Linked DNA regions of Mus musculus: region 1 is linked to region 2. A link is a loop called in an ENCODE intact Hi-C map of the cell type or tissue named here. Cell type or tissue: heart. All regions are shown on one strand. Each heading gives the region's core, and the rest is flanking DNA. Links, peaks and the distances in the headings are about the cores only.

Region 1 (2,917 bases), core at 208-2,707, 580 kb after region 2:
GATAGAAGGAGAGGTGGATCAGAGGTTAAGAGAACCGACTGGCTTTCCAGAGGACTTGTGTTTGGTTCTCAGCAACTATTCTGCCACAACATCTGGAGCTACAGTTCCAAGAGATTCACACTCTCCTCTGGTCTCTGAGGGCACCAGGTATACACATGGTATTCATATACATAAAAAGAAGTTATGCAAAACCCAGGAAAAGACAGTAAAAAACAACATTTTAAAAACACATAGTGGACCTCCGATTCTGAATCTCACTTTACATTTTTTGACAAGTTACCTTGGGCATATTCATTTTCTAAATCCTTTACAAAATATGTGATGCACGCATAATAAAATCTACCTGTAGATTTACAATGGAAGATGGGCTACTGCTGGACATTGAAGGGGAGCCTCATTCCTCTGGCTCAGGGAGCTCCCCCTGGGGCTGTCTGCTTTCCCGGAATGGTGGGCAGTTGGCTTCTTTGGGAGCAAATTATTTAAGAGAAGGAAAACCAGATGCTGCGAGGTCTTATATCACCTTGTTCCAGTCAGGTAATCATACCACTCCATTTTACATCTACTTAGTTACATGATTGATCTTTGAAAGGCCTGGGCAAATGGACACAGAGTAAAAACTATTTTTGTTGTAGGTATACATTGAGGAGGAAAAGTATTTCCTGAAAGTTTGAGAAAACCATTCAAGTATCACTATGTGTATATGCACACAGGGATATATATATATATGTACAAACAAGTATACATATAAGTATATTGGAGTATATATGCATTTAAAATGTGAGTTACATAGACATAAACTTATTTAAATGAGACTAGCTTTTGAAGGTTATCAAATACAAATAGGTATAACCAGAGATTCTTACACATATATTGGATGGTTATCGATGATTGTTTAACCACTGGTTTCATTTTCAGATTAAAGTAGAAAACAAGTCTTTGTTCATTTTGAAATATTGTTTTGAATGAGAAGCTTATGGATTTTTTCTTTCTGTTATATCATTCATTCATTCAGTGGGTTTTAATTGATACTTTGCTGACCTAGTTCCTGAGGACATAGTCTTTGCTTTGTGCAAGTGCTTAGTTTTTATGGAAAGAGGACAGACTGAAAGTGGCATGTACCAAAAAGTGGGCCCTGTGTGTTTTTAAGCAGGTTAAAAAAAAAAAAAAGTGTTCAACTTCCATCGGTGATGGATCAAACAATTCTTTCAAACATTATGCTATTATATTTGAGCAGTCTAGAGTGAGTTATAATACACAGGCAGGTGCAGGGAGAAGGGAGTGGGCCTTTCCAGAGGAAGGAATTGAGCAACCACAGATTCCAAGACACGAGAGAGGAGGATGCTCTGTGCTGCAAATGGTGAGGGCACTAGTCATCAGGGTTGGCCTGCAAAGGCTGAGGAAGCCAATACCGTGGGTGTAGATCATGGAAGGCGAGCTTCATTTACAGGCTGAAATTTAACTTGTGGGTGGTGAGGAAAGTGCTAAGGAATTTATGGCACGAATGCATTACTGACATTGCAAGAAAGGTATGGTACTGACCATTTGGAGGAGTGACTAGAAAGGATGGGTCTGGTAACCCAGAGAACAACCATAGGCAGTTAAAGTCATGGAGCCGAGAGCTAACACAGACAGTGTGAGATCGGCTCTGCCTTCAAGTTATTCAACAAACAGGCATTGCAGTATTTTATAGGAGCATTTATTGTTTCCTAACTATTTATCCTTGTGTTTGGTACTTAATGCCTCTGTCTGTCTCCTTACTACTCTGTCTCACTGGTCTTTTGCCTTAGGCTGCTAGTGAGTGAAGTCTTATATAGCAATTTTCCAAGGGGCTGAGTTTTTAGCCTGGTTGTAGGCCTATATTTGATACAATAAATATAACCAGTCCTGGTCAAATGCAAAGATATAGAAAGCAGCATAGTTCTTATCAGGCACTGAGAGAGTAGGAGAGGCAGAAAGGTAGTGTTCAGTGAGCACAGACTTTCAGTCTGTGAAAATGAAATCTCTAGGGATGAACAGCCATGATGGCTGCACAGCAACACCAGTGCACAGCATGACACTGAACTTTATGTGTGGTGACCAAAAGGCAGAATTTACAACATCTTTATTTTACCATATCAAGAACAAAACAGGGGCTGGAGAGATGGCTTAGTGGTTAAGAGCATTGACTGCTCTTCCAGAGGTCCTGAGTTCAATTCCCAGCAACCACATGATGGCTCATAACCATCTGTAATGGGATCTGATGCCCTTTTCTGGTGTGTCTGAAGACAGCAACAGTGTACTCACATACATAAAATAAATAAATATTTTTTTAAAAAAAGAACAAAACATAATTGGACTTCTATGGGAAATTACAAAGAAACCTACCCAAGAGTGAAATGCTGAGTTCGGTGAACTGAAAGATTCCCAATTGCTTACTCCAGTTAGTTGTGTTTTTTTTTCTGGTCGTTCAAACCATGTGGCACTCCAACAAAACATCTTTAGTAGAGGAAATGACTCTACAATTTTGTTTCTTTCTCCTTTCTTTGAGACTGAGACTTACTATGTAACCCTGGCTGGCTTCAAACCCATGATGGTGTTGCTACCTGGCTTTCCAAGTGCTGGGTTTACAAATGTGTACCTCGTGAAAACATTATATTTTGGGGGATGAATAAACTGAGAGTCAGGGATGTTGACAAACCATATGCTGCTTTCCCATAGACAAAACAAATCCCAGCCAGTACATGAATGGATTCTCCAAATAGGGAAAGGATCTTCAAATATGGGCCAGGGGCTCTCTCAGCCCTATCTTCAAAATACATGCCATACATAGTAAGCTGATTTTCTGTACGTACCCGCTGTGAACGCCCTCATTTAAATTACCATGTTGTTTCCTTGTGCCGTACAGTAGGACTTGTGTTTTTTGGTACAGTTTATTTCT
Region 2 (2,917 bases), core at 189-2,688:
AGGTGAACAAAGTGAACAGGACTTTGCATCTGGCCTCACTATAACTTGCTCGGGCCTTTGGAACTCTGAGCTAAGCAAAAATATTTGACTTACCTGTTCGGAAGGTGACCATAGCTGTCTGGCCCTCGCCAGCACAGTTGTAGGCTGCCATCTCCACTTCGTACAAGCTTCCAGGGTCAAGCCTGGTCAGGGTGAGGCGGTGCTGGTTGGCTGGAATGCCAGAAATGGTCCAGTCGTCAGAGGAGTTCGTGACCTGCTGAAGAGGGTGACTGGGGTAAGGACCTGCTTCTGCTGTGGTGTCCAGGAGGTTTTCGGCCTGAGCCCAAGATGGCAGGAAGAGAGAAAGAGGACCGTGGGCTAGGTTAAAGGCTGGTGGGACTGCAGAGCTCAGACTGGTTCTCCTACTCTCTAAGGTAATGATCCTATTAAGGAAAGTTTGCAAGGATAGCTACAAAGCTAGACTGAACTGTCAGTCCCCCAAAGGCCACTCTCCCATCTCCTGCAACCTCCTCATCTATGTTCTCTCTGCTTGCATATGAAGCCAAACCCGAGCCCTTCAGTCCATATTCTAAGGAGAGATGGTGGCAGGAATGATAACAAAAGTGGAAGCAATGGAAAGATGGTCCTAGTGTGCTCATTCTCAGTGCACTGCCTGTCCCTAAGTCTCAGCAGTCAGTGTCCACAGCAAAGAGCCTCAGCCCGGAGAGCTGAGGAATTCATCCATGGTTGCAAAGCTAGTGAGCACTTGTGTCCAAAGAGCATGCTCAGAAGTTACCTGTTCTAGACAGAGGATTCTGGGAGTGGAAAACCCCAAATTCAAGTTCTGACTGTATAACCCCAAACAAACTCCCACACTGGTGAGCCCTGAGCCATTCATCCCTAAGATGGGCAAATACAATGTCTTGAGTTACTCTGGAGTCAAATGAGATGACTTGGCACAGGTGAGGTTCCCAACAAATGAATGCCTGGCCTGTCTCCTGACGCTCTTGGCACCCTTCACCCTGTGAGATTTCTCACTTTAAAATTCTTCTCCGGTTTCTGCTCCCTGTCCCTGTTCTTGAAGCTTAAAAAACAGGGTGTCCGTGAAGGATTATAAATGAACTTTTAATGGTTAGCTCTTTAAAAAAATATTTATGGGAGAACTCCGGGCACCGAAAGGCAATGGTGAGAGATTATTTCCTCCCACCCACCATCTTTTAAGAAGGACTTTGTGGCCAGCTCTGTGCATCTCAGAAAGCCTGCCAGAATAGAGAGCTGAGGTTTGATTAAGAAAGCGACCAGCTGCTGGGGAAAGCTCTTATCCCTGAGCAAAGTATTCGCAAGTAGAACAAAACGTCCCATTCAAGGCCAGGGGATGGTCTGAGCTCATTAATGTCGGGCTTCCAGGATTTGTTCCAAGGGGAAAGGTTTTCACAAGCTGAGAGTCCCCAGTGATGCTGGAAACCCAAACACAGTAGCCTAGGTCTACAGTGGATGAGATGAAACTTGCTCTGTGCACGTGAAAATCAGCCTGACTAATTCCCAATGCCCTGCAAAAGACAGAGAATAGAAAAAAACAAAACAAAACAAAAAAACCCACAAAAACAAAAAACAAACAAAACAAAACAAAAACAAAACAAAACAACCCCCCAAAAAACCCAAACCCACAACCCAATGCTGACTTCTGATTCCGACCTTCTTTCTTGGGTGACGACCATTAAGCTATGTTAGTTCCGTGAGCAAGAACAGCTTTCAAGACATACTTTCTGTCTTGGCAACATTCACTTAAAAGCTCCAACTGTTCCACAGGGCAATGCCTAATGGAAGCCAGACTCAGCAGGGCCCCTGTCCCGACTGTCATTTTCCTGTACCTCCTCCTCCCTCTGCCCTCCCAGCACCGGCCTCAGACTTCCACTGGGACCCAGAAATGAAAATAAGAAATGCAAGGGTAATTAGTCACTGTCACACACACTGGGAGGGTGAACGCAGGCATCAGTTTGGCATTTCCGGATTACCCCAGTGCGGTCTTTGCCTCCTTGCCTGTAGTGGGAGGTAGTTTCAGGGCCACCTATTGGCCTGAAAAATATTATTCTTACTATCACACTGGTTTCTGTCTCTTGGGTACTTGGCTTCCCTAATCTTTGTCTACAACTCACAGGGAGGTGTCTAGTTACACAGTAAAATAAGGATTGGGACCAGCCCTGCCCTGGAACACAGGCTAAACAAGGCTGTTACTTTTCAGAAAGCCATTTACACCTTTAGCTGGTCCTGGAGGTGGTGTGGGGGAGGGAACTGTGGTCTCTCCTGTGCCTATATGGGAAACTACATGAGGGTACAGGGTGTTGCTCTGCCTCCGGTACTTTTCTGACCACCTGAGGTCTCCGGGAACTTCTTTAGTACCCGGGTCTTCTGGAAGGGGAAGACACAGAGAAGGCCAGACTATTCGAGGCCAGTGGTGTTTGCAGCAGGGACCTGGCTTGTGCAGAGTCAGAGCATTCAGAACATTCCACCATGGGAGGGGAGGCTTGTTTTCTTGTTTGCTTTTGGAGTAGGAAAAGGTGGGTAAGTATTTTTCGCTCCATTTCACATTTCCATATTTTCTACCAAGCGCACAAAGCATTTTTGTAAGCAAAAAAATAATCCAAACGCACACAAGCGCCCACATTTAGAATAAATAGGTTGCTGGTATTAAATTCTTTTTAATCCACTTAAGACCAGAACTTTTCTACTTTCTGGTGATATTGGAGAGAAACAGCACAAACCTGTGGTGAGCAGAAATGTTTTATGAGGAGTCTCATCTCACATTCCTTGTGCAGCTTTGAGAAGAGTGGCAGATGGAAGGCCCTGGTTCACCTCACCAAACAGTGGCCAGGACCATGGGACAGGCACAGTTCTGTCTTTGTATCCTGTCACAGTCTAAAAGGCTCTCCCTGACAGC

What was found. A loop is a pair of places that touch in the nucleus more often than their neighbours do. Peaks named below come from ENCODE experiments on the same cell type or tissue, not always from the same donor. Only the 100,000 strongest peaks of a DNase experiment are listed, where the experiment ranks them.
Region 1: a loop joins it to region 2, with 4 times the contacts of the local background. A loop is called at or near these places in 9 of 42 quality-filtered maps.

Annotation. Positions count from the first base shown.
Region 1 is chr16:45,076,328-45,079,244 of GRCm38, forward strand. No RefSeq gene overlaps it. Among named protein-coding and RNA genes, the nearest start is that of Ccdc80, 16 kb to the right of the region's middle. In heart, for the core only: no CTCF peak of the experiment used is centred there; no DNase peak of the experiment used is centred there.
Region 2 is chr16:44,492,720-44,495,636 of GRCm38, forward strand. Boc (biregional cell adhesion molecule-related/down-regulated by oncogenes (Cdon) binding protein) reads right to left here. Exons shown (of 19, transcript NM_172506.2): 9 at 94-253. Among named protein-coding and RNA genes, the nearest start is that of Gm30064, 36 kb to the right of the region's middle. In heart, for the core only: no CTCF peak of the experiment used is centred there; DNase peaks (open chromatin) are centred at 1,372, 1,912 and 2,246; H3K27ac peaks cover 718 bases.